5 separate regions of the Homo sapiens genome follow, and all the other regions are linked to region 1. Evidence: chromatin contacts called from ENCODE Hi-C or POLR2A ChIA-PET data. All regions are on one chromosome and are shown on one strand. The core of a region is the stretch at or near the end of the contact, and the rest is flanking DNA. Distances in the headings are between cores, read along the strand shown.

Evidence for each region. Hi-C counts contacts between places; a loop is a spot of excess contacts on that map. ChIA-PET counts read pairs that join two places held with the same protein, here RNA polymerase II (POLR2A). Pooled maps may share reads with other maps.
Region 2: a loop to region 1 is called in a map of chondrocyte, with 2.1 times the contacts of the local background. The contact joins the promoter of CCND3 here to the promoter of TRERF1 in region 1. A Hi-C loop is called at or near these places in 1 of 168 maps with a recorded cell type or tissue (chondrocyte) and 10 of 50 pooled maps. POLR2A ChIA-PET finds 5 or more read pairs at or near these places in 1 of 52 experiments (WTC11).
Region 3: a map of naive thymus-derived CD4-positive, alpha-beta T cell shows a loop between it and region 1 (9-fold over the local background). The contact joins the promoter of TAF8 here to the promoter of TRERF1 in region 1. A Hi-C loop is called at or near these places in 1 of 168 maps with a recorded cell type or tissue (naive thymus-derived CD4-positive, alpha-beta T cell), 1 of 37 single-sample maps with no recorded cell type and 10 of 50 pooled maps. POLR2A ChIA-PET finds 5 or more read pairs at or near these places in 6 of 52 experiments (A673, CD4-positive, alpha-beta memory T cell, H1 and 3 more).
Region 4: POLR2A ChIA-PET joins it to region 1 with 17 read pairs in PC-9. The contact joins the enhancer-like site here to the promoter of TRERF1 in region 1. A Hi-C loop is called at or near these places in 1 of 50 pooled maps. POLR2A ChIA-PET finds 5 or more read pairs at or near these places in 5 of 52 experiments (BJ, HEK293, MCF 10A and 2 more).
Region 5: a loop to region 1 is called in a pooled map, with 5 times the contacts of the local background. The contact joins the promoter of BICRAL here to the promoter of TRERF1 in region 1. A Hi-C loop is called at or near these places in 1 of 37 single-sample maps with no recorded cell type and 10 of 50 pooled maps. POLR2A ChIA-PET finds 5 or more read pairs at or near these places in 8 of 52 experiments (AG04450, CD4-positive, alpha-beta memory T cell, CD8-positive, alpha-beta memory T cell and 5 more).

Annotation. Positions count from the first base shown.
Region 1 is chr6:42,448,782-42,454,029 of GRCh38, reverse strand. It overlaps TRERF1 (transcriptional regulating factor 1), which reads left to right and starts at 2,104. Exons shown (of 18, transcript NM_001395490.1): 1 at 2,104-2,356; 2 at 2,769-2,853. It overlaps LOC124900214 (arf-GAP with GTPase, ANK repeat and PH domain-containing protein 2-like), which reads right to left and starts at 1,670. Exons shown (of 4, transcript XM_047419627.1): 1 at 1-1,670. The coding sequence starts at 1,209. The coding sequence ends at 112. It overlaps LOC107986596 (a long non-coding RNA gene), which reads right to left and starts at 1,670. Exons shown (of 5, transcript NR_171668.1): 1 at 1,405-1,670. RefSeq lists silencers at 650-1,089, 1,560-1,639.
Region 2 is chr6:41,939,396-41,944,643 of GRCh38, reverse strand. It overlaps CCND3 (cyclin D3), which reads left to right and starts at 2,836. Exons shown (of 5, transcript NM_001760.5): 1 at 2,836-3,192; 2 at 4,059-4,274. The coding sequence starts at 2,995. RefSeq lists a silencer at 2,688-3,137 and enhancers at 2,654-3,605, 3,648-3,777, 4,859-5,153, 4,734-5,248.
Region 3 is chr6:42,047,523-42,052,770 of GRCh38, reverse strand. It overlaps TAF8 (TATA-box binding protein associated factor 8), which reads right to left and starts at 2,247. Exons shown (of 9, transcript NM_138572.3): 1 at 2,185-2,247; 2 at 1,258-1,414. The coding sequence starts at 2,229. It also overlaps a transcript of CCND3 not described here. RefSeq lists enhancers at 1,521-2,072, 1,742-2,291, 2,073-2,624, 4,381-4,430 and a silencer at 3,761-4,010.
Region 4 is chr6:42,086,223-42,091,470 of GRCh38, reverse strand. It overlaps a transcript of TAF8 not described here. Among named protein-coding and RNA genes, the nearest start is that of TAF8, 38 kb to the right of the region's middle. RefSeq lists a silencer at 5,086-5,248. Within about 2 kb of position 3,195, at least 5 of the 41 ENCODE cell types and tissues checked have a DNase peak (open chromatin) inside an H3K27ac peak, as active enhancers do; they include PC-9, where a contact is called at or near this core.
Region 5 is chr6:42,779,019-42,784,266 of GRCh38, reverse strand. It overlaps BICRAL (BICRA like chromatin remodeling complex associated protein), which reads right to left and starts at 2,215. Exons shown (of 13, transcript NM_001393499.1): 1 at 2,166-2,215. It overlaps LOC401261 (a long non-coding RNA gene), which reads right to left and starts at 771. Exons shown (of 2, transcript NR_134654.1): 1 at 1-771. RefSeq lists enhancers at 581-650, 27-716, 671-860, 717-1,406 and a silencer at 941-1,280.

The DNA.
Region 1 (5,248 bases), core at 855-3,354:
AACACTGTGCGCTGTCCCTCGGCTTTCTTTGCTTATGTGGAAGGGCTCCATAAAGGGCTGGGCACGCGCCAAACGCTCATTAAGCGAAATAGCCCGGGTCCCCTCCTCTTTTCAGGGACTCTGTGGTCCACGTGCCCCAGAATTGGTAGGGTAGGCGGGAGGACTTTCCACTGCTGAAGATGGAGAACCGTTACCCCTCAAAAAACACAAAAACCTCGGGTGCTTTTGGCAGCAGTCTCCTCCGCTCATGACCTCATGCTTTAAGCTCCCATATAGCCTCCCTCCGCCCAATCCACACCCAGCGCCCGGGTGGGGGTGGGGTGGGGGACACTGGCGAAGGTCTGGGTAGCGGGAGGTCATTCTTCTTGCGCGACATTTTGGGGGAAGGGGCGCAATGATTTCCCCCACGGAAAAAAATGGATGGTGTAACTTTCTGTCGTGCAAAAAATACTGTCTTGCCCTCGAGACAGATGCCTCGAACCCGGCTCGAGGTGGTCTGTTTAGCTGAACTACCTTTGGTTCACGTTTCCTCTGACCAGGAAAGAAGCTTGGAAATGCAGGGGTCTCAGGCCAGGTTCCCTGACACCTGGGCCGACCACTGCCACGCCTTCTCGGGACCTGGGGGCCGTCCTGCTGTTGCCCTCCGCCCCCGCCCGCGCCGCGGAGGTTTGAACCTTCGGCTCGCCTTTCAGCCCGCGCCCTGCCCCCTGCTCGCAGCTGCTCCCGGTTTGGGTGCAGCGGTTTCCCCCGCAGAGGAGGAGGAGGAGACAGCGCGAGGGAGCGACTCCGGGCTCGGGTTTCCGCACCAATGCCGAGCAGCCCCGGGCGGCCCCCGGTGGCCGTCCCTCCTCCCCGGCACCACGTTCCACAGTCATGGCGCGCGAGGAGGGGCGAGCGCGCGCGGCGGCTGCACCCGCGCCCCCTCTCCTCCCCTCCCCTCCGCCGCCCGGCCCCTCTCCTAGGCAACCCCCCTCCCCGGCCTGCTGCGCCTGCCGCGGCAAGGGAGACCCCTCCCCAGAGAGCTGCTCTTCCAGCGCGGTCTACTGCACCCCTTCCCCGCCCCCATCGGGGCGGAGGGATGGAGACGCGCGCTTCGCGAACCTCCAGCCCCTTCTCCGGAGCCCCAGCCCTCTCCCAGCCCCACCGAGGCCAGGGTGCGGTGGGGGTAGGCGCGGACCGTCTCCTCGCAGCCCGCCTCGACCTCGGCATCTTTGCAAACACTTAGAAAAATAAACAAACCCCCTCACAAACCCCAGTCGTTAGCTTGCAAAGCGTGTTACAATAACCGGGACGGCTACGCAGGAAGCAATCCTGCACTGGTCCGGGTTTAAGGCGGCAGCTTCCCGGCCACGCTGCCTTCTCCCCGGCCTCGATTTTCCGGCCATGCCGGAGGGTCCGCTGCACCTCAGGGCTGACAGGTCCCGCTCGCGCAGGGCCGCAACTGGGCCCGTGTCCCCCGTCCCATCCTCGTCCAGAGACTCGCCAGCCTACAAAAGGTGCAACCTCACGCACACGCAAAGCGCACAAATAAAGTCAGCAGCGCACCGCCGCGAAGGCTGCGAACAATGCGCCGGGCGGCCCGCGCCCGCCGTAGCGCTGCGCCCCGGGGGAAAGGGGACGCGGGCGGGGGCCGAGGCGGACGACCAGCCGGTCGCGGCGCTGGACACCTTACTTCCTGCTTCCCCGCCCGCGGCCAGACCCAGCTCTGCGGAGGGATATCTCCCCTCCTCGGTCCCTCTCCCTCCCTTCCCCCTCCCTTCCCCCGCCCTCCCCCTCTTTTTGCTCCTGCTCCCCCCCCCCACCCCGCCTTTCTCCTTTTGCAAGAAAATAATTTGACAGTCGATTTGCTGACAAGGGAGGAATTTGCATCCTGGATTTAAAAAAAAAAAAAAGGCCGAGAGGAGCTTGGGAACGGTTGCTAGGGGTGGGTAATGGGTGAAAAAAGGGGGGTACCGGGGAGCGGATAAGGAGGGTTAAGGGAGGGGGCGAGGATGGGGAGCAATGCAAAGGTAAGGCCAGGTTACCGCGGCTCGGCCCCGAGTGGGCTGCGACCGGGGGAGGGGCGAGAGATACATATGTATTTCTGTCTCCCCAGCACACCCCCTTCCCTCTAAGCGATGGCTGAGAGGCGGTGCATGCAGATGGGGAGTAAGTTTCCTGAAGGGGAGGGTGGATGCACGCGCGCAGCCCGGCGCTGCAAATTTCCACTGGGGAGGGAGAACGGCTGGATGCGGAGAGTTTGGAGTTGCTTGCGGCGGAGGGCAGGAAGGGGAGCAGGGCTGGGAAAGGGGGCTGGCGGGCGCTATATCTGGGAGTAAGTTTCCAGCATCAGGAGAGCCTGCACGCTTGCTCACTAGTAAGTTTCTGGCCGGGGAGGGCGCATGGGGAGGAGGAGAGGGAGGGGTGCATGTATATAGAAGGGGGGAGGGGGGAGCAGATTTCCTGCGGGGAGGCTGAATGCATATGGAGAGTAGATTTCCTGAAGGGAGGGTGGAGGCGTAGACGGACCGAGTAAGTTTCTTGCTGGGGTGGTGGAGGAGGTGGTGGGTTGGTGCTTTGGAAACCCAAAGCTTCCTACCCTGGGTGGGGGAGCACACTCTTGTCGGGGGGACGAGGGGCCAGGTTCCCTGCTGGGGAGAGGGGCTTGCATCTGGGGAGTATGTTTCCTGGCGGAGCGATATTTGTTTACAGGCTGAGGGCAGTACAGTAAGTGAGTAGCGCTGAGAGAAGGCGGCTGACATAAATTAATATTGAAATTACTCCATCAGCTCTGCTCGCCCCCCATCTCACCCCCCAAGCGGATACTGGTCTTCTCGTCGGATTGCCCATGCACTTGTTGCAGAAACAGCCAAGGTAGGCAAGAAGCTTATTAAGTTTCATTTTTAAAAAATTAGTTTGGGGATGCTCCTCGAGAAGACGGGGGTGGGGCGAAGTGGGGAGGGAAGAGTGGGGAGACAGAAGGAGAAGTCTCCCCCCCCTTTACTTTCACTATGCAAGCAGGCCTTCTCCCTTCTTCCCTTCTTCCCTCTCCGGGCTGCACAGCATCCCAGCAAAGGGGGAGGGATGAGGTGGGCGCTATAATTGGCAACCCTGGCTTAAAGGTAGTGATGGTGGGCTTGCATTTGAGGTTGTGATGTTATAAAGGCTTCATTCTCCAGCTAAGAAACCGCAGGACTCTGCCTTTTGGGGTTTTTGACATGATACATATGTGTATGTATACGCGCCTGCGGGCTCTGTGGGGGCTGGGTACTCCCCAGAAGTTAGTGTGGCCACCCAGATGGGAGAAATGTGTAAGGGGGTAAACCTGTTCCTTCACTCCCCAACTTCAGTTTGGGAGACTGGGAAGTTACTGCCGGTGGTCTTAAGAAACAGATATTAAAAACCAACCAAACCACTCCTTCACCAGCGGAGGCCGAGAGCACCTGGCAGGCAGCCTCTGGCCAGCACTGGACTGGAGCATGTGCGCCTGCCATCCTTAGGTTACAAGAAAACGCTTTCTGGTTCCTCCGTGTGTCTTCTACCGGCCTGTTAGAGCCAGCTTTGTGGAAACTCTTCCCCAGACTAGACGCAGCTTTGGCAAGTGCCAGTACTGAAGGGGATGGCTTCAATTCAGCATGGCCTGGGCTGTCTTGTGAGTGCGTGGAAGTCGTGCTTAGGAATGACCGCCCCTGTAGTGGCTAAAGAGTTCATTAAAAAATATCTCCTGAAAACCGGTCCAGGTGCACTTTTCAGCAGGTCATTGAGGAGAGTTTTAAGAAGGGGAGTTTTAAGTTGTCCCAGTTAGCACCCACCTTCTGCATCACTGACCCTTTTAAGAAAGGAGTTTGGCGATAGGAAGTGTGGTGTTGATGCTCACTGACTGGAGAGGATAACAGCAGGAGTCCTCAGTGCTTAACTAGTTAACCAGCAGCCTTTGCCTCTCCTTGCCTCTGTTTTCTTGGTCCTCAGCCTACTGGTTTCTGCAGAAGAGTTGTAGGTCTTAGCTGTCAGCTACCTTGATGATGCTGGGAGTTTTAACTTTGCTAGGATAATTTTAGCATCTCGGGTCCAACCCGGAGACGTTTAGTAGGGTTAGGGAGTAGCCACTAGGCAGTGGGGTTAACTGAGGTTGGTTAAGCTTTCTGCAATTCTGTAGACAGGCTCTGTTCTAGCAGGGTCGAGAAAAATGGGTTTTAAAAAACTCGCTACACATTGCTGATGGAGAGTGCTTTTTTTCTTTCCTAACTGTCGTCAGATTTCCAGATTGAGGGTTGATATTTGGCAGTTTGAGAGTTGAGTTAGTTGGGAATTAAATATTATTGCTGCTTATCAAATGTTCCTAACTAGGCATTAGTTAAGCAAATTAGCTATTATTTTTACCTGATGAAAATCTGAGTCTGGTTGTTGTATTTGCTGGGAGGGTAAACAAAATCTTTATGTATGTTCATTCCAGGGTGGAATTATTTACATGCCTAGCCTCAGAGCCAAGAGCAGTCATTCAGGTTTTTTTCCTTATATTTATGAGATTTATTTTATTGTCTTGCTTTGGCCATTAATCAAGTCACAGTAGTTTTTTTTTTTTTTCCTCTTCTACCGAGAATGTTCTTGCGGTAATAAAGGCTTGAAGGCCCATGAATCATAATTCGTTCTTTTTAAAATATTGTGGTGATTGTCAGGATCTGATTTATAGGAATTGATACCCGGAGTGACACACCTCTCTGGGCTCCGCCCTTTTAGGCATGTCCATTTTCGCCAAAGGATTGTTTAGAAGCCAGCTTGACATCCCAAAAAGAGCATTTCCCTTCTGCTGTATGAGAAGATTAATTTTGCAGGTTCCATAGTAAACATGGGTCTTTTCACAGCTTGGTAAGCAGGCTTCCACATAGCAGGCATGTGTTATTATCACATAGCATTTATGTGAGCTTGCTGTGAAAACAGTTGTTCTATGAACTGTGTGGAAAGTACTCAGTTTTGCCTCCTATAACCGGCTTGGGCCTGTGGTTTTTGTTGAGTTAGGAACTTAAAGTGTAAAAGAGGAGACAGACTGCAGTGTTCTTTGCTGCTTGTATAATAAAATGTGTGGTCACAAAAAATAAAGCTTGTTTATGATTTTCTTTTTCTCCTTCTTTAATGGGTGGGTTGGTTATAATAACCGAAAGCGTTATTTTTTTGACAAATGTAAGGATTCTCTGTGAAGCTGATTAGCCAGGAAGTGTTAAAATTGTCTTGTGTTCAATAGTTGGCTTAAGTTTACAGTATTGGTAAAGTG
Region 2 (5,248 bases), core at 1,587-4,086, 510 kb after region 1:
TCGAGACCAGCCTGGCCAACATGGTGAAATCCCGTATCTACTGAAAATACAAAAATTAGCCGGGCATGGTGGTATGCACCCGTAATCCCAGCTACTCAGGAAGCTGAGGCAGGAGAATCACTTGAAACCAGGAGGCAGAGGTTGCAGTAAGCTGCACTCCAGCCTGGTGACAAGAGCAAAACTTTGTGTCAAAAAAACAAAGAAAACCAAAAAACAAAGAAAAACACAAAAAACCCTTCTATTTGTTAAAAAAAAAAAAATCCACCGTGAACCAAAAATTAGTAAAAACAATGAACTAAAATTTTGTTTTTGCAAAATGTATGATAACAAAATGTTAAGGAAGGTCATGTGCCGTTATGGTTCACTGCAGCCTTGAACTCCTGGGCTCAAGCGATCCTCCTGCTTCGGTCTCCCTAGTAGCTGGGACTACAGGCTTGTGCCACCGCACCCAGCTTATTTTTTTTTTTTATTTTTTGTAGAGATAGGAGTCTTGCTTTGTTGTCCAGGCTGGTCTTCAACTCCTAGCTTCCAGTGATCCTCCTGCCTCAGCCTCCCAAAGTGCTGGGCTGATGGGACATTTTTATACATAGTGCCATGTTACTATAAATGAGAAGTTTTAAAAATACTGATTTTAAAAATTAATTTATGTCAAGAATTTTTATAACCAAAGTTAAAAAACCAAACAAAAAATATGAAAAGGGTTAATATCTTTGAGAGGTGATGAGAACTTATAAGTCAATAAGAGAAAACAAACATCCCTATAAATGAATAAGCTAAGGACATGAATGGGTAATGTACATAAGAAATGTAAATGTCTAGTAATATGCCAAAATAGATTTATTATTACTAATAAGCCACTTTCACTCTCTAGTTGGCAGAGTTGTTTTGAAAAATAGATATGTAATGATGGTGGAAAAGATTGGTTTAACTATTCAGCAGGAAAATTTGGCAATTAGAAGTGTATCAAAAGCCTTAGAATGTTTCATAACCTTAGATTGGGAAATTCCACTTCTAGAAATTAATTCACTTCTAGAAATAATCATGAGTGTGCACAAAGATATTACCACAAAAATATTTTACAGTATTATGTCTAATAGAGAAGAACTAGAAATAATTTAAATTTCCACCAATACAGGTTTGCCAAAATACATTTTGTACATTCACCTAATGGTATATTATGTCCCTATTACAAATTATGTCCTAGAATATTTAATAGCATGGAAAAGTGTTAACAGTATTTTTTTAATGAAAAAAGCTTACAAAACAGTTTGTGATGATTCCATTTAAAATGTGTGTTTATTCATAGAACAAAGATTAGAAAAATAAACATTGATATATTAAAGGGTTATTTCATGGCAAATTGCAAATGATTATTTCCTTTTTTTGTGGCTTATTTGTATTTTTGAAGTTTTCTACAATGTAAAAGAATATTTTATGATATGAAAACTACAATACAATTTATAATATAAGAAAGAATAATTCGGCCGGGAACGGTGGCTCACGCCTGTAATCCCAGCACTTTTGGAGGCCGAGACCGGCGGATCACGAGGTCAGGGGTTCAAGACTAGCCTGGCCAACATAGTGAAACCCCATCTCTACGAAAAATACAAAAATTAGTCAGGCATGGTGGTGCGTGCCTGTAGTCCCAGCTACTCGGGAATTGCTTGAACCCGGGAGGTGGAGGTTGCAGTGAGCCCAGATCGCACCACTGCACTCCAGCTTGAGCAACAGAGTGAGACTTCGTCTCAAAAAAAAAAAAAAAAAAAAAAAAGAATAATTAACAGAAAATGGTTAGACACTTCCTTAGTGTCTCCTAAGTCAGGAGGACCCCAGTAGGGCAGGGATCCTCATGGCCTCCTCCCATTTGGAGCATTATTGGAGGTCTTTTTCGGCCTCTTCGTCAAGTGGAATCTAGCTTCCGGTAAAACTACAAAGTAACCAAAAGTTTGGGAGGTGGAAGAAATGCAACCGGTAGATCTCACAGAGTCTGTGCAAGAAACTGATTCAATGAGAATCTAGTTTCTCCGTCCACAGTTTCTCCAAACAGAAACTAAGGCCGACTTTAGGGGCTTGTCCAAACCTAGGCAAGCAACTTAACAAGGTGAGGCCATGACTCCATGGCCTTTCCGTTCTGTTATATGCTGACTTAGACTAAAGCTCTCATACTTTAAAGTGCACAGAAATCTAGTTAAAATGCAGATTCTGATTCAGGTTAGGGGTGGGCCTGAGAGTCTGCATTTCTAACCAGCTCCCAGGCGATGACCACGCACGGGACAGGTCTGGGATCACAGTTTAACTAGCAATGGTGTAGAACACAGAATCTGCAGCAAGAAGGCCAGCTTCCCAATCCTAGCTCTGCCACGGACCAACTGAATGACAGTTGCCTCGGTTTCCGAGTTTTCGTGAAGATGTAGTGAGTCATTACATCGTGAGGCTTTCGAGCAGCGTTCACTAAGAACTAGCTCTGACATTATTTATCGCATTCCTTAGAGCAAGCAGCCGGTGAAGTAGGGTTTGACGAATGAATAAGTGAATGAATGACCTTTGGAGAAAAATTGTTTCCTGGGTGACTAGAGTCCGAGAAGCAAAATGGGAGGGCCCGTGGGTGGGTAGGAGGCCCACCTCCTAGAAAGTTCTCTGCACCCGGTGGTCCAGAGGGCCTGGAGTGCCCGGAAGCCGGCCGGCTTGCGCTCAGCGGCCCAATGGGGCCGCGGGAGGGAGGGGAGAGCGCTCAGCCAACCCTTTCCGTCCGGGGCGCCGCAGCCCCGCCCCTCGGAGCGTTGCGACGTCCGAGCATTCCACGGTTGCTACATCGTCGCGAGGGGCGGGGCGCCTGTCAGGGAAGCGGCGCGCGCGCGCGGGCGGCGGGCGGGCTGGGGATCCGCCGCGCAGTGCCAGCGCCAGCGCCAGACCCGCGCCCCGCGCTCTCCGGCCCGTCGCCTGCCTTGGGACTCGCGAGCCCGCACTCCCGCCCTGCCTGTTCGCTGCCCGAGTATGGAGCTGCTGTGTTGCGAAGGCACCCGGCACGCGCCCCGGGCCGGGCCGGACCCGCGGCTGCTGGGGGACCAGCGTGTCCTGCAGAGCCTGCTCCGCCTGGAGGAGCGCTACGTACCCCGCGCCTCCTACTTCCAGTGCGTGCAGCGGGAGATCAAGCCGCACATGCGGAAGATGCTGGCTTACTGGATGCTGGAGGTACCGCCCGGACGCGTCCCCCTCCCCCACCGCTCCCGGGTCTGGACACACCGGGGCCGCCCTGTCGGGACATCCCGGTCCCCACAGCAATCTGCAGGATGCTCCGAGGCTAAGACTCCCGGGGCCTGGCCTTTCACTAGGGCACCCACGCCAGCTGCCTCCCTTGCTTTCCCGAGCCCTAATCGGCTCCTCCCGACAGTGACTGCCAGTCACTTGGCACCCTAACTGTGCCTCTCTTCGGGCCGAGCAAACGGGACCAAGGACACTCTCTCCCCTTCGGCTTCTCACAGCGTCTCCCGCTTCCCTCCGCCTCCCGGCCTTCTCCGGAGAGCGCGCCTGGAAAACCCTGGGCTCGGCCGCCCCCGCCCGGGAGCCGGTTCCTGTGTCTTTCGCGGGGTTCTGGCGGGGAAGGCGATGGGGGTGGCGCGCGCCCTGTTCCGGCCGACAGGGAAATGAAAAGTGCAGGAGGCAGCGGCAGGAGCCTCCTCCCTTCCCCTCGGGTGTGTGCAGTGGTGGCGGTGATGGGGGTGAGGTCCCAGCTCTCTGGCTACCATGGGTGACCCTTGCGTCCCACTTCCCCTCGCTGTGGGGGAGGGGAGTCTCCGTTTGGAATCCTCCGTGAGCAAGGGCTCCTTGGCTTTACCACTCCCCCGTCAAGGGGAGAGGGGAGGAGGCCGCGCAGAGGAAGTGGGGGGCGTCACCTTGGGGAGGGCGCATCCTCCTCCTTTATTGGTCCTTGTCTCTCTAAGTAGCTTACCCTCTCTGCCGTTTTTGCTCCCTATCCCACCTCACTTCAGCGCTCCCACCCCCCCGCTGCTGTGTTCCCCACGCTCCAGACCCAGCAGTGACTGTGCGCCCTCCCCCAGGTATGTGAGGAGCAGCGCTGTGAGGAGGAAGTCTTCCCCCTGGCCATGAACTACCTGGATCGCTACCTGTCTTGCGTCCCCACCCGAAAGGCGCAGTTGCAGCTCCTGGGTGCGGTCTGCATGCTGCTGGCCTCCAAGCTGCGCGAGACCACGCCCCTGACCATCGAAAAACTGTGCATCTACACCGACCACGCTGTCTCTCCCCGCCAGTTGCGGGTGCGTGTGTAACTCCCCCCACCCCCGACACGTATTGTCTCCCCACTTTCCAGGAAAAGGAAAGCTTGAGATATCAGAGGCTTTCTGCCCCCTGGAGAGGAAGCAAGGGGATCAGGACCTTTGGGAAAGGAATTGGGGTGGAACAAACGATGGGGCATTGTGGTGTGATGGTTAGTATCACTCCCGCCCAGGCTTGAGCTGCAGGCAGGCATTAAACCCCCTCCTCCTGACCTCCAGGGGATGCCACTCCTTCCTGGTCTTTCCCCCAGATAGCAACAAGTCAAATTGCATGTCTACACTCACTAGTACTTTGCCTCTGGGTTTACGCAGCCACCATGAGTTATTTATTGGCAGCAGAAGGGCATGCCTGCACACCCCCACTGGAGTAGGGGAGTGGAATGTGCTTCATGTGGGGGAGGGGGTTTTGCCTTGGTTGAGTCTTTATCCTCATGTGGACTTTGTGATAGAAAAGCCTCCCAGAGCCAATTAAAGCCAGGCCCTGATTGCTTTAAGGAAGGGCTGATGTATTTCATCCCACCTTCTTTGCTTCCTCTTATATCCCGGAAGAAACAGCTTCTTCCTAATCCTTCCTCGTCCTCATTCTGAGGAACTGGAGCAGCTGCTTTGGGCCTGGTGGAAACAGCTCCCTCTTCCCCCCTTAGCCCAAGGCCCAAGCTGAGGGACAGACAGGGAGGTGAGCTGCATCTGCTTCCGATGTGATAATGGTGCCCCCTCCCCTGGCCCGCCCTCTCTGACCAAGGTCTTTCATAACCCTGTGGGGAGCTGCTGTCACTCCTGTGGTTTGGGAAGTGGCTCCCTGGGCCTCTTGCTGGAAACTTGGGCTGGGCTCAGGCCGGGCAGGAAAGTCACCGGTTCTGTCCCGCCTCAGAAGGAGCCTGGGGAGGAGGCGGGGGAGCTGCTGGATCTGGAAGAGGTTATTTAGGACATGCAGATTGTCTCCTAGGGAGGCTGGG
Region 3 (5,248 bases), core at 998-3,497, 400 kb after region 1:
AGAAACACCGTAAATACTTCCATCCCTCATCCCATCCCATGCCCCAAAAGTTCAAAACAGGGAAATATGTTGTACATGCAGAAAAGCCTCTGTAAGACCACACCCGGGCTTCTAAATCTCAACACATTTCCTTTTAAAAGTAGCTTTTCAGCTGGGTGTAGTGGCTCATGCCTGTAATCCCAGCACTTTGAGAGGCCAAGGTGGGTGGATCACCTGAGGTCAGGAGTTCAAGACCAGCCTGGCCAACATGGTGAAACCCTGTCTCTACTAAAAATACAAAAATTAGCCAGGCGTGGTGGTGCACGCCTATGATCCCAGCTACTTGGGAGGCTGTGGCAGGAGAATTGCTTGAACCTGGGAGGCGGAGGCTGCAGTGAGCTGAGATTGTGCCACTGCACCCCAGCCTGGGCAACACAGTGAGACTCTGTCTCAAAAAAAAAAAGGGGGGGGGGGCTTTTCCCCTTCATTCTTTGTATCACACAATCTAGCATTTCATTACATAATGTGATGATATCTATTGCATGGGGAATTAGTCCTGACTCCCCAACAAAAGTCCTTAAGGGCACCCATAACTCACCAAGAGCTTAAAATCTCCCCAGCACTGAATGTTTTATATATACATCTCACTTACACTCACAAATCCATGAGGTAGAAACTGTTATCCCATTTCAGAAATGAGGAAATTGAGGTTCAGGAGATTCAGTGGCTTGCCCAAGCTATTAAGTGACAGAGTGATGATGTACACCAAGTCTATCTGATTCTAAAGCCTGTAAGTCACTTCATTATGCTCTTTTCTGTTTTTGTTGTTGTTGTTGGAGATGGAGCCTCACAGGCTGGAGTGCAGTGGTGCGATCTCAGTTCACTGTAACCTCTGCCTCCCAGATTCAAGCGATTCTCCTGCCTCAGTCTCCCGAGTGGCTGGGATTATAGACACCTGCCACCACGCCCAGCTAATTTTTTTGTGTGTTTTTTAGTAGAGACGGGGTTTCGCCACGTTGGCCAGGCTGGTCTTGAACTCCTGACTTCAGGTGATCCACCCGCCTCAGCCTCCTAAAGTACTGGGATTACAGGCGTGAGCCACCACGCTCGGCCCATTGTGCTGTTTTCTTTTCTCAACTTTTTACATTAAAAAAAATTTTTTTTCTCCCCTCTTAAGAAAAAAGTTTGTTTCTTAAATCCTCTCAAACACTATCACAAAGCAGGGCACAGAACTGATGTTGGGGTTGACTCCAAGGCCAAGTGTTTCCATGTACTCACAGCTCTGCAGCATCTCTGTCAGCGTTTCCACGGATGCTTTCTCGGCACTCTCAAACCCTGCCTCTGTCAGCAAGGAGCTCACAACCACCTGCAGGGTTCTCCTCCGGGCCAGATGATAGTTATCGGCAGGGTTAGTGGACTGTTTACTTCCCGATCTCTGTGAATCAGCAGAGAGATTTTCATCCACAGGAGAAGGATGCAATCACATAGTTCATACGTGGTCAACGGCAAGCAAAGTTATTTTACTAAATAATTTTATTTTAAAAATCAGTGCTTAATGTTTAGATTTACAGATCTTGGCCAACTGAGTAAAAATTGAGCACCCAAGGTGCTTTAAATACAGAGACCACTTCTCCGCTTACCTAAAACGTACAGTCCCAATGAGATAAAATAGCAGGTCTTTTACTTTCTACTTTAGCAGATTATTAGAATACATAGCTGAAGAAACACGCATGATGGGATTAAGACGTGTCCCGCAGAAAAAACAGGATCCCTCTCTTGTGCCTCCCATCTTCACACCATTTCATTGAAAGGGAAAATGAAAACAGTAACAAGAGGTGACCGCGAGGAGAGGAGGGCAAAAGATAAAAGCACAAAAAAGTAAGAAAGCTAAATATTTTGAAACGGGAATGCCTTTCAACTTTGGCCGGCCAATAAGAAGGCGAAAACGGCATCTTCAGACCAATCGGGGGTGTTCCGGGCTCCCAACCCCCAACAGCGAACGAGCCAATCAAGACACAGGTCCGCCAACTCCGGAGGCCGCAGCCAAGTCCCAAGGAGGGGGCGCCTACGGCCTGAAAACACCCTCCGCCAGTCGGAGCTCATGATGGGGCTGAATTTCTGGGCATTATCTTGTTGCTCAGTCGAGGGGAAAGTTGCAGGATACCCAAACTCTCTCGGCTCCGAGCCCGCGCTTCCTGCCCTTACCGTTCCGGAGCCACCGGCCCCAGCTGTGGCCGCCGCGTCGGCCATCTTGTTCTGGCGTAGTGTGCGCGAGCGCGGGGCGCGATGGGACTTGTAGTCGCGGGGCGGGGCGGGGCGGGGCGGCGTGCGCCCCTTGGTTTTCCGAAGCCCAGTCGGTTGGGGGACGCCTCCGGTGACCCCGGCTCACGTGACTTTTTTTTTTTTTTTTTGGATACAGAGTCTTGCTCCGTTTCACAGGCTAGAGTGCAATGGCGCGATCTCGGTTCACTGCAACCTCCACCTCCCAGGCTCAAGCGATCCTCCCGCCTCAGCCTCCGGAGTAGCTGGGATTACAGGCGGGCACCACCACGCCCCGCTAGTTTTTGTATTTTTAGTAGAGACCGAGTTTCGCCATGTTGGCCAGGCTGGTCTCGAACACCTAAGCTCAAGCAGTCCGCGGCCTCGGCCTCACAAGGTGCTGGGATTACAGGCGTGAGCTACCGCGCCAGCCTCACGTGACCTTTTGAGAGTGAAGTGTTCTGGGGCCTTCAGTGGCTTGGTTGTGGGCCAGGAAAACGCGCCCGGTTTCACTGAGTTAAAAGAAACCTATTTTAATATGAAAATCGGTTCTTATAAAGAGCATACCAGGAGATCATCTACACTCGCAGGGTTTTCCAAACTTGTCTTATTATTAGTAACACCTGGCTGGGCCCAGCCCAATCCCAGTGACTTCACTCTCTGGAAGAGGGGCTTGGGAATCTTTCTCATTAAGGAGCTCCCCAGATGATTCTTCTGAGCGAGTAATGTTGGGAAACCCTGGAGCATCCAGCCTGGTGATTTTGTGCTGAGGGCCGCCCCGCCTGTCAATGGCCCACTTGGAAGTAGAGCCTGGACCACCTAGTCCAAGTCTATCGCTGCATCCTGCTGCCTTCGCGCCCTCGACCCGCAAGTATTTGCGAGGCAAGTCTAGGGGGCGGGAGACTTGTCCCTTGCCGCCTCACTCCCAGGGCGTGGGGTGCCCGCGGCTACCAGTGGTTTTCTCCCTAGCCTGTCAGCCCCTCTAGCTGCGCCGTGTTCGTCCCCATTTGCAGGTGCCTGGCAGGACGCAGATTCTGGGCTTGGATCCTAACACTAGCCAGCTATGGTACTTCGGGCACTTGACCTTAATCCTCAGTGTGTCTCAGTTTCCTCTTCTGTAAAGCTGGGGGAAAGATGAGATGATACACAGAAAGAGTCTGTCACAGTGCCTGACGTGTAGTAAGAGTCAAGAAATCGGCCGGGCGCGGTGGCTCTCGCCTGTAATCCCAGCACTTTGAGAGGCCGAGGCGGGTGGATCACCTCAGGTCAGGAGTTCGAGACCAGCCTGACCAACATGGTGAAACCCCGTGTCTACTAAAAATACACAAAATTAGCCGGGCGTGGCGGCGTGCGCCTGTAGTCCTAGCTACTCGGGAGGCTGAGGCAGGAGAATAGCTTGAATCCGGGAGGCGGAGGTTGCAGTGAGCCGAGATCGCGCCACTGCACTCCAGCCTGGGCGACAGAGGGAGACTCCATCTCAAAAAAAAGAAAAAGAAAAAGAAGTCGCTCCTCATGATGTTGTTTACTTCCTGGATAGCACGTGGAGGAGTTGCCAACGCCGGGAGGCAGCGGTCCGGGAACCCGTGCTGCCCCGGCCCCGCCGCCCACACCTGAGCCTCCGTGGCGCCCCGCCCCCGCACCTATGCCGCGTGGGGCGGGGGCTGCGGGCGGGGGTGCGCGGCGCCGGATGAGCCTCCTGGCCTCGCCGAGGGTGTACAGGGGGTGGGAGAGTCAGGCCGGGGACCGAAACTTGGCTGAGCAGAGCACCAGCCCCTTTGTCTCCTCCGCCCCCTCTTCCCCACTTCCTGCCCAGCTCTGGATCGGCGGCGCGGCGCGGACTTTGTAAACACTTCGCCACTGCAGGGGTGGAGACTGGCTCTGTTCGGATGCCGGCCGGGGGGGAGAGGTGCAATCCTCTCCTCGCGGCTGGTGGTTGCGACCACCCCCACTCCCCAAAGGCAGGCTCCGGAGGCGGCGGGACAGAGCGCCTGCGACCCCAGTCGGTGCTCCGGGGAGGTCACCTGACGAGGAGGTAGGCTTGGGTGCTGGAGAAACCGGGGTAGATGGGATGTCAGCTCAGGCTGGAGACCATGCGTTGGGGATCGGTGCTGGGTGGGTCAATGGGGTCGCCGCATCCTCATCACTTCCTAGTTGGCACCGAAAGCTTGGCTCACTTTCCCACTGAGTGAGGTGTTCTGCACGGAATTGAAGGGCAGAGAAACCCCCAAAGGCCCTGAGCCCTCTGTATGTACACACATCGGCACAACCCCCTCCAGCTGATCTGGAAGCCCCGTGGCTTTACCGGGCTGTTGGTCTTCTCATGCCTCAAAGATGGGGTGGAAGGCCAGTAGGAGGGCAGACCAGTGTGGATGGGGAGTCTGTGAGTGCTCTGGCAAGTGCACCGGGATGAAACTGGAGGGAGGGACCCCTCAGTGGTGTCTGATTGATACATAGATGATGATCTTAGCTTCTTCTGTGTCTCTTGAAGTGCCAACAAGAGGAATAACTGAATAAATTGGTTGCTGTTACTAAGGGAGCATTAAGTTATTCATTTGCATTGATTGAACACCTACTATGTGCCTGGCATTATATGGAATGCTGAGGGTGCAATGATGTTATTCATCCACAGCTAATATGGATCACAAAACAATAGACATAGATGCCAAGTACACTGGCTGGGGTGGCTGGGAAGGCTTCAGAGAGAAAAGGACATTTGAGTTGGGTTCAGAAGGATGAAAAGCATAGAAGTCTTTGGGGGCACTTATTCCACAGAACTGGATTGAACCCCAGCTGTGGTGTTGGACACTGGAATATAGGGGCGACCCAGAAACAATTCCTGCTCCCTTTAATCCACTGTCTAACCATCAAGGGAATGAACAGGATGAATCCCAGAAAAGGCAGTTTTCTGGGCTGGGTCCCAAGAACCCAGGAATTCCCAGCTGGGTACAGCTGGGAGGGTCCACCTGGGGGTGATGTGACAGTCCACACAATCCTGGGCACCCCCTCCTCA
Region 4 (5,248 bases), core at 1,946-4,445, 360 kb after region 1:
TACCAGAGGCACACACCACCATGCCTGGCTAATTTTTTTTATTGTTAATTTTTTGTAGAGACGGGGTCTCCCTATGTTGCCCGGGCTGGTCTTGAACTCCTGGGCTCAAGCGATCCTCCCACTTTGGTCTCCCAAACTGCTGGGATTACAGGCGTGAACCACCACACCTGGCCCCTGATTATCTCTTACCTCCTCAACTGTCACACAGTTAGTCCAAGCCACTATCATTTTTTTGCCTTCTGCCTGGTCTTCCTGCTGCTACATTTATGATGGAAGTCAATTCTTAACACAGCGTCCAGGATGAGCTTGTTAAACCTAAGTCAGGTGATCTCACTCCTCTGTTTGGCCCACCCCTTCATGGTAAACACTGTTATCATTAGGATGCCCACAAGACCCCACATGCTCCAACGCTCTCTTACTCCTGCCCCTTACCACTCCATGCTGGCCACACTGAACTCCTTAAATACGCTAAGCCCACTCTTGCCTCAGGGCCTTTGCACTGGCTATTCCTGTGTCACCCAATGCTCTTTTCCATTGGTCTCAATTCAAATGTCACCCTCTTGGAGAGGAGAGGACTTCCGTAATCACTCCATTAAAGGGCCATACCCCAGGCTGGGCACGGTGGCTCATGCCTGTAATCCCAGCACTTTGGGAGGCTGAGGTGGGTGAATAGCTTGAGACCAGGAGTTTGAGACCAGCCTGGGCAACATGGTGAAACCTCGTCGCTACTAAAAATAAAAAAATTAGCAGGGCATGGTGGCGTGCGCCTATAGTCCCAGCTACTTGGGGGGCTGAGGTGGGAAGACTGATTGAGCCAGGGCAACTGAGTGAGCTGAGATCACGCCACTGCACTCCAGCCTGGGTGACACAGCGAGACCCTGTCTCTAATTAAATAAATAAATAAATAAATGGCAATGCCCTTCCTCCTCCACACCCTCTATTCTCGTTACCCTGCTTAATTTTTTCCCTCAGCATTTATTGCCATCTTATGTATATTTATTTGTTTATTCCTGGCCCTCTTCCTCCTCACGCCCAAATTGACTTATCTAAAGTCCATTTTCCACTGGTTCTGCTTTTTAATTTCTTTCTTTTTCTTTTTTCCCCAGATGAAGTCTCACTCTGTTGCCCAAGCTGGAGTGCAGTGGCGCGATCTCGGCTCACTGCAACCTCCACTTCCTGGGTTCACACGATTCTACTGCCTCAGCCTCCCGAGTAGCTGGGACTACAGGCACGTGCCACCATGCCTGGCTAATTTTTTTGTATTTTTAGTAGAGACGGGGTATCACTATGTTGGCCAGGCTGGTCTCAAACTCCTGACTTCGTGATCCGCCCGCCTCAGCCTCCCAAAGTGCTGGGATTACAGGCGTAAGCCACTGCGCCCGGCCTGCTTTTTAATTTCATAGATTGTTGTTATTTATTATTTTTGTTATAAGCTGTTTCTAATCCATTATGGAATAAAAAGATATGTAACAAAGGAACCAGATCATTATCACCCGGCTTAAGGCAGAACCATTAATTAGACCAGTGCTTCTAATATTTTTCCTCCCAGATTGCCAAAACAAACAAAAAAAGGAGCAAATAGACATGCCCTCCCACCCCCTCGAGCTTTAGGAGAGAAGCCTGAAGCTGCCACTAAAAAAGCAAAATGTCCTTGAGACTTTACTTTTCATGGGCATTCTACACTATATTTCCTAATATATTTACATGTATTCAATTATAAAACTTCTCCTCAAAATTTTCCAGTAAAAATAACCCCACCAATAATGTGTTCCATGTAAAATGCTACTGATGTGGAGTCCCAGGGCTCCCTGTCCACCCACGCCTCAGGGACCTTCACCCACGGTTGGGAGTTGGCCAGGAGGGACTGGAAACATCCTTTCCTTTGGGCAAGTGAATTGGCTGGATCTGGGTAGGGCCTCGCCGGAGTCTTGAGTTCTAGTCCCAGCTCTGGCACCTATTACAGTAGCTCAGTGACCTTGGGCAGGTCCCTCCATTGTAGTTTGGCCTGAGTTTCCTAAAAGGTTTGGGGTTTTGTTCGTTTGTTTGTTGAGACGGAGTCTCACTCTGTCTCCCAGGCTGGAATGCAGTGGTGCCATCTCAGCTCACTGCAACTTCTGCCTCCTGGGTTCAGGTGGTTCTCCTGCCTCAGCCTCCCGAGCAGACGGGATTACAGGCACCCGCCACCACCTCTGGCTAACTTTTGTATTTTTAGTAGAGATGGGGTTTCACCATGTTGGCCAGGCTGGTCTTGAACTCCTGACTTCAGGTGATCCGTGCACCTCGGCCTTCCAAAATGCTGGGATTACAGGCGTGAGCCACCGTGCCTGGCTGTGTTTGGGTTTTTAAGCTTAGTTCCCACCAGGCTGAATGTAACCATGGGCCTTACACTTCTGAACACAATCAGATGGAAGAAGAAAGAAGATGGTGTCCGGGCACGGTGGCTCACGCCTGTAATCCCAGTACTTTGGGAGGCCGAGGCGGGCAGATCACCTGAGGTCGGGAGTTCGAGACCAGCCTGACAAACATGGAGAAACCCTGTCTCTACTAAAAATACAAAATTAGCTGTTCATGGTGGCACATGCCTATAATCCCAGCTACTCGGGCAGCTGAGGCAGGAGAATCGCTTCAACCAAGGAGGCAGAGGTTGCAGTGAGCCGAGATCGTGCCACTGCACTCCAGCCTGGGCAGCAAGAGCAAAACTCCGTCTCAAAAAAAGAAAAAAAGAAAAGAAAAAGAAAGAAGATGGTGGTGAGAGTGGGACTGGGGCTGGACAGCTGGCAATTGCATTGGGTGGCTGGTGGATGCCCTGGCAGGGCATGGGCTGAGGCAAGGAGGCCTCAGGGGGTTGGTGCTCCTGGGAGGACCCAGAGCTGGGGCCTGCTCAGGCTTGGATCTCTTCTGTGCCGTAGAAAGCTCTGCAGTGAAGGGGGCTGGAGGGCCCAGGCTATTTCTGGGGCAGGGCTTTCCTGGAGGTGGGGAGGGTGCCCATCCAATCTTCCAAAAGAGGGCAGAGCTACCAACTCATCAGTGCCAACATCTGAATCACAGGCCAAGAATGCAGCCCTCCTAGGTCACCTTCTCTCCCTCCCCGCTGAGGCACCTATGAACCACAGTGCAACACTTCCCATTCCTGCATGTCACTTGCACTCTCAGGAGGGTGTGCTTGGTCCATAGCCCAGCCCCTGCCCACCCATCAGGTGACGACATCTCTGGGGAGGGAGGAAGCTTGCCTGGGAAGAATGTCAATTAATTCTTCCACAAGGATCACGCTGGTCATCTCTTCTTCTTCTTTTTTTTTTTTTTTTGAGATGGAGTCTTGCTCTGTCGCCAGATTGGAATGCAGTGGCGCGATCTTGGTTCACTGCAACTTCTGCCTCCTGAGTTCAAGCGATTCTCCTGCCTCAGCCTCCTGAGTAACTGGGACTACAGGCACAAGCCACCACGCCCAGCTAATTTTTGTATTTTTAGTAGAGACGGGGTTTCACCATGTTGGCCAGGGTGATCTCTATCTCTTGACCTTGTGATCCACCTGCCTCTGCCTCCCAAAGTGCTGGGATTACAGGCTTGAGCCACTGCGCCCAGCCCACACTTGTCATCTCTAATACCACATCTCTCCATGACACCTTTGAGGCATTACGAGCCTGCTTTATCGATGAGGAAGGTGAGACTCAGAGCAATTTGGTCACTTGCAGCTAACTGAGCTGTCAGGTAGGGACTGGCCACAGACCTGCCAGGCATCTTTCCTCCCTGTCACCGTGCTCAGAGTTTAGGGGTGGGAAAGGGGGTAAGAATTTCAGGGGAGTGAAAAAGAAAACCAGGAAAACTTAAACAAGGATACGGAACATGCATTTCATAAGCCACCCCTTGTGTAATAACGAAAGAATAGATATCTGTGTGCTTATATATTCCTGGAATGGCTTTGAAGGCGCACATAAGACCAGTGATAGTAGCTGTTTCTGGAGTGGGGAATGGGGTGACTGAAGAAATGGAATGAGAAGGAAGAAGGCATAGTTTTTAACTGTTTTATTCTTTTGTACCTTTTGAGTTTTGTGTTGTGTCCATTTATTATATGAGTTAATATAAAGTACTTAAATTAGTACATCGCACATAGTAAGTGCTATATAAATGTAAGCACTATGTAAATGAAAGCTATTATTATTTTAAAATCATGTAAAATTCTTTTGAGGAGAGACCAGGAGAAGGGAGTGGGTGAGGCACTGTGCAGGGCTTTGGGTTGGAGCTGGCTATATGGCCAGGCCCTGTGAGGAGAAGCAGGGTTCCTGGGCACCTCCAAGAGCTCAGGAGGGATGCAGGCCTCCTCCAGACAAGCTGAGGACACACTCCCTGACCAGACCCCAGAGTTCCAGAGCATTCTGTGAAGCCAGAGGAAGGCTTCAGGCGAGGCCACAAGACATGGTGCACTCAGGCTCTCGAGGGAGGGCTCTGAGAGGAGGGAGAGTATTTCAGAGGGCACGGCAGAACTCGCCCTGCACTTCTTGAGGACAGGGTCTACATCCTCTGGGTTGGCTGAATGACCTTCCCGATGGCTGCGCCTGGCCCGTCACCTGGGCGATCTGACAAGCTTGTGGGGTAGCATCTGCACCAGCAAGGGCTGGAAGGAGCACAGAGCCTGGGTTTGCTTCCGTGTGTGTCTTTCTTGACCTTTGTGGCTGCTCTCCTGGTGACCGATCTCCTTGGGGAGCACTTGGCAGCTTAGGGCAAAGTCTCACAATTCTCTAGAATGTATCTGGCCTGAGGAACGTAGGGTGAAAAAAACCGCTTTGCTCATTCTATTTGGATTGTCAGGAGAGGGTGGTGGAAGAGGGGGCAGCTTCTGGCATTGGAGAGGGGGTGCCGCAGATCAGGGGAGCTGCTTGTGATGATTTAAAAGGTTTGTTTCTCCCCAGGAGAACTCAGAGTTCCTGAAGGAGTTGCTCACCTCACACATGTGCACCCCTGGAGGACAATCCCTGAACTGAAAACACGTGGTGGCCACGGTGCTCCCGGCACAGGAGAGAAAGCCACATTCTGTTCAGAACTTCTTGGCTCTCTCCTCAGCCACACTTACCGATGAGGACACCGTATTTCAAAATCACAATATGGAAAAGCTCACCTCAATCATAATAACAGAAATTCAAGCGAAGGCTATTCCAAAAAAGCACTTTTCACTTATCAGATTGGCAAAAGTGTAAAACACATGGCGTTGGCTAGGGTGTAGGGAAATGGGCTGTTTTTCCGGAGGAAGGTG
Region 5 (5,248 bases), core at 966-3,465, 330 kb before region 1:
ATGCTTTTAATAATGCAGTTTTGCTTTTTAGAAGAGTTTCAGACTGTTTTAAAGCGTATTTAACTTTTCAGATTAGAGTTCTAAGAAACTGTTTTAATTCACTGCCATTTGAAGTAATATGAAAGCCAACAAAAAAAGTTTCAAAAAACTGGAACCCATCACCTTCCCGTAATCTGACAACTAGTAAATGTCTCCTCAGGGTTGTTTTAGAGTAAAACTAAGAAACGAAGCGTAGGGTACCCACAGAGAACCATGCTACCGGAAGGCAGACAGACAATGTCCTGGACTCTTTTTTTTAGTTTTGTAACCTGGTTGGACTCTACTTTCAATAACTGAAGAATTAAGGAAAAGGCTCAATGCCCTGCCCCCACGCCGGGCCAGAGAAGACAAAGACGTCCACTCTCAGACCGCAGGAGAGAAAATGGCAGGAGCGCCTCACCTCCAATTTCGACTGGGAGGAGTGGGGGTGCGGGGTCAGGGAGGGAACCCATCAGCCGCGAGGCTCGACCCCCAGCCCCCTTCTTCCATCACAAACAAGTGGTTAGGAGGAAGAAGCTGGCCCCAGCCCTTCCCGCTCCGAGCCGGCGGCCTCGTCTTTTGGGTCTGGGGGCGTGGGGAAGGAGAAGGCCGCGCGACCCCAGTCCCATCTCCAGAATTCAGCACCCTGCTCTCGGCTCCCGCTAGCCCCGGGCCTCGCGGCGCCCTGGTCATCGAGATGTCCTCGGAGGGCGCCGCCCGCGCCGCGAGAAAGATGGCGCCCGCCGAGCAACTGCGCCACCAGCCCTGGCGACAGGCCAGGCCCAGCGCCATCTTAGCGCCTTCCAACCGCACCCCCCCACCCAATATCCCGCATTTGGGGCGACTCGGGGGGGCGCGAACAGCATAACGCCCGCGCGCACTCGGCCAAAAATGCGCCGTCCCAGCCGCACATCTCTTCTGGCCGGCGCGGCGAACAGCGCGGGCCTCGCAGGAGACGCCCGGCTGGGCCGCCGGTCCTCCGCGCGGCTGGGGGCTCGGCCGGACGCGGCCGCGGATCCTCGGCGGTGCTTCGAAAAGGCAGCGAGGCGGCTGGGAAGGGGCAGTCCCGCGGCAGGTGCGCGCCGCCGCCGCGGGCTCGGAGCGGGAGCGGGAACGGGGCCGGGGCGACTCGCCTGCCCCGAGCTCTCCCCGCCGCACCCCGGACCTGCTCTCCTCGCCGCGGCCGCCCGCAGATGCGGCGGGAATGGGGAAGCCAGGATGAAAAATAAACCCCGTCTCCGCCGCCTCCCTCCCCACCCTCTCCCCTCCCCCTCCCCAGACGCGGGGTCCATTTTGCCGAGAAGAAAGAAAATGTGATTCACACCCTAGAGCTTCCGAGAGAGAAAAGAAACGAGGGGGGGAAAACAGAGGGGAGGAGATTGGAAAAGCTTATTTTTCTTCCTCGCCCGCCGTCACTCCAGGCCCTCCCTGCCCCCTGCTCGCGGCCCCGCCGCGCCGTCTTCCCCTCGCCGAGCCCTGCTCCCTCCTTCCCGGCTCCCGGCGGCTCCGGGGGGCGGAAAACACACTCACACTCGCGCACACAACTAATTTTAAACCGGCTCAATCAATGAGTCATTAAAAGGCTTCCCTCCCCTCCCCTCCCCACCACCAACCGCCACGCCACCCCCTTCCCGGGCTCTCCCTCTCCCCGCTCCAGAAATTTGCATCCGCGGAAAAGAAAAAAAAGGAAAAAGAAAGGCGCCGGGCCCCCACCCCGCCGAGGCGCCCCCGGCCCGGCCTCGCCGCCCCCTGCCCGCCTGCGCCCCCGCCCGAGACACTGAACTTGGTCTTCCCGGGGCCCCGGCAGCGCTGGGAAAGGCATAAACACTCGATTCCCCTTTTCTCCGTGTCCATTAAACATCCACCCACCACCACCATCACCCACCCACAAACCCACCCCCCCCCAAAAAAAAAAAAAAAACACAGCCTTAGCCAATAGCTCTCTGGGCTGAAACCTAATATCCTGGTTTTGGCAACTCGGTGTTTAATTTGCTCCTTTCTTTTCAGTCTGGAGACAGATCTCCAGCCCCCCCTCCCTCGCTTTTCCCCTCCCCGAAGGAAAGAGGCAGAGGAAGGAGGTTGTGTGTTTTTTTTTTCTCCTTGAAATTTTTATCACAAAATTATAATACACTCAAAGGGAAACTCACCGTCATGAAAAAGCAGTGCCTTGTCAACGGGGTTTCTGCGCCATCGCAACAGGGGCGGCGGCGGCGGCGGCGGCGGGCGCGGGGCCGGGGGCCGGAGCGCGGGAGCTCCCGGCCGAGCGGCGCCGGCCACACGCGCTCCGCTCTCTCTCTCGCTCACCCCCGCGCCGGGCCGGGGCGCCGCTCCCCGCGCCCGCCCGGCCTTCATGCTCTGCGCCCGGGCAAACCGCTCGCCTGCTCGTCTACCTCCAAACTTCGGTTCTCGCCTGGCAAAAAATGTGGAGATTAGGATTTTTTTAATTTAAAAAATTTTTTTTTTTTTTTTTGGAAAATCAAGCTGCAAGGATGTTCATTCGTTTCCTTTGGGATTCTTTTCAACTTCAGAAATGTATTGGTTTATTCAAGAAACAGTTTTATTTGGCTTTAAAACAATTACTAAGATCCACGAGGTGCGTGCTAATTCTCTTGCAGGCTCTCTCTCCACACACACACACACACACACACACACCCACCCACCCACCCAGTTTAACTTGACACGGGAAGGGGGGAGATTAAAGACAAAAAAAAAAAACCCTACAAGATTTGTTTAGAACTCTAATTAGAGCAAGCCTCAGTGAATACGTTTTGCATATGCTTTTTAAAAACCAAAACGACTTTTAACTTAGTTATTAGGCAAATAACTGGTTCATCCTAACTTTCAAATGTACTAAGCTTTCCTTTGCAACACTCTTTGTCCATTCCAAAATTCTTGAAACCTTACCTGTGAAGCCCGTATGTGAACATTAAAAAGGAAAACAAAACTTCAGTGACTAAAAGGAAGGTGAGGCAGAGTAAATCACTCTCAAAACATTCATTTTCTACTGCCTTCTCTTTATGTAGATATCTTTTATCTCTATATTTGCGGAATTTTCATTACATAACCCCCTCATTCTTAAAAGAGAGCTAGTCAATCTTTTAACATTCTTTGGTCCAAGTATAACTACCACCTATTTTTAATCTCAAATCTCAAATTGTTGAAACTTCTCTGTAAACTATCTAGTATCCAAAGTATTTAGATTATGTGGCCCAGGCCGGGCGCGGTGGCTCACGCCTGTAATTCCAACACTTTGGGAGGCCGAGGCGAGTGGATCACCTGAGGTCAGCAGTTCGAGACCAGTCTGGACAACATGGTGAAACCCTGTCTCTACTAAAAATACAAAAATTAGCTGGGCGTGGTGGTGGGCTCCTGTAATCCCAGCTACTCGGGAGGCTGAGGCAGGAGAATCGCTTGAACCCGGGAGACAAAGGTTGCAGTGAGCGGAGATCGCGCATTGCACTCTAGCCTGGGCGACACAGCAAGACTCAAACAAAAACAAAACAAAACAACAACAACAACAACATTACGTGGCCTGGAGTGGGAGCAGGTGCCTTTGTAGTCTAGGTTAACTACAAATGCCCACAAAATATACTAGGGGTTTTGTTGTCTTTTATTTTAAATAAACATCAAGGATAGGTAAAAGGTGAATTGTACAGAATGTAATTCAGGTTTTAAAAAATACATATTAAGCCTAAGAAATGTTATAAATTATTTTAAAATTCATTTGTAATGCATATAGCAATAGGATCCTGCTGATAAACAGAATGCTCAGCTGCTCTGCCTATGGAGTAGCTATTCTCAAATGGCTCAAGCCCATCTCTCCCAGATATTTGGTGAGTTCTCAATAAAACTCTCTCTAGATTAAAATTATTTAAGTGAAATTATTGTATGGCTTCTATATCCCCTTAAGCATTAAAAAAAAATGTAATGGTAGTACACCTTTCTTGCATATATAAGGATACTGTAACTGGACTATGTTGCATAAATTAAATCTGTTGGGGCCGGCATACAATGTTGTCATATTCAACACAGAAGATCTTTTTAGTCAGGGTACAGTGGTTCAAGCCTGTAATCCTAGCCCTTTGGGAGGCTGAGGGAGGAGGATCATTTGAGGTTAGAAGTTTGAGACCAGCCTGGGCAACATGGTGCGAGATCCCATCTCTAAAAAAAAAATTAAAAATTAGCCAGGTATGTGTGGCACATGCCTGTAGTTCCAGCTACTGGGGAGGCTGAGGCAGGACGACTGCTTGAGCCCATAAGTTGGAGGTTGCAGTGAGCTATGGGCAGGCTGACAGAGTGAGACCCTGTCTCTAAAAAATAATAAAAAAGATCTGGCTGGGTGCCGTGGCTCACGCTTGCAATCCCTTTGGGAGGCCAAGATGGGAGGATAGCTTGAGGCCAGGAGTTCAAGAGCAGCTTGGTCAACATGGTGAAACCCCGTCTCTACCAAAAATACAAAAATTAGCCGGGCATGGTGGCATGCACCTGTAGTCCCAGCTACTACAGAGAGGCTGAGGCACGAGAATCGCTTGAGATTGAGCAACAGAGCAAGACTCTGTCTCAAAAAACAAACAAAGAAAAACACTATATCTTGTTCTGGTACTGCCATTCTATCATTCATAATGTATGCTTTATATTTAAATGTGCCTTAAAAATACATTCAGTGATTTAGTATTACACAGTATCATTGAGGTGTTTTCTCAGATATTTTGCTTCAAATGCAGCCAAGGGCTCCTTGGAACAGTAATCTTTGCATAAATTAGCATATTTTTCTACACCTGATGGTTGGACCAACCAGTTTTCTAATTGGCTTGGAAAATTTTTTAAACATGTTTTAAGTTGCCTTTGGATTGGCTGGGATGTAATTATAATACCCATTTCTAAGAATTACATTTCAAGAGTCCATATATTATGCATTGCAATTAGGACCAACCAAGCAAGTTTTACAGCTGTTGCTCCACAGCTCCAATGATATGTGTGTGTGTGTGTGTGTGTGTGTGTGTGTGTGTGTGTGTGTGTGTGTGTTTTTCTTGAGACAGGATCTCCCTCTGTGACTCAGGCTGGAGTGCAGAGGCATGATCATATCTCACTATAGCCTGGAACTCCTGGGCCCCAGGAATCCTCTAGCCTCAGCCTTCCTAGTAGCTGGGAATATAAGTGCACACCAGCACACTCAGCCAATTTTTTTAGTTTTTTAGAGACGGGTCCAGCCTGACCAACATGGCGAAAC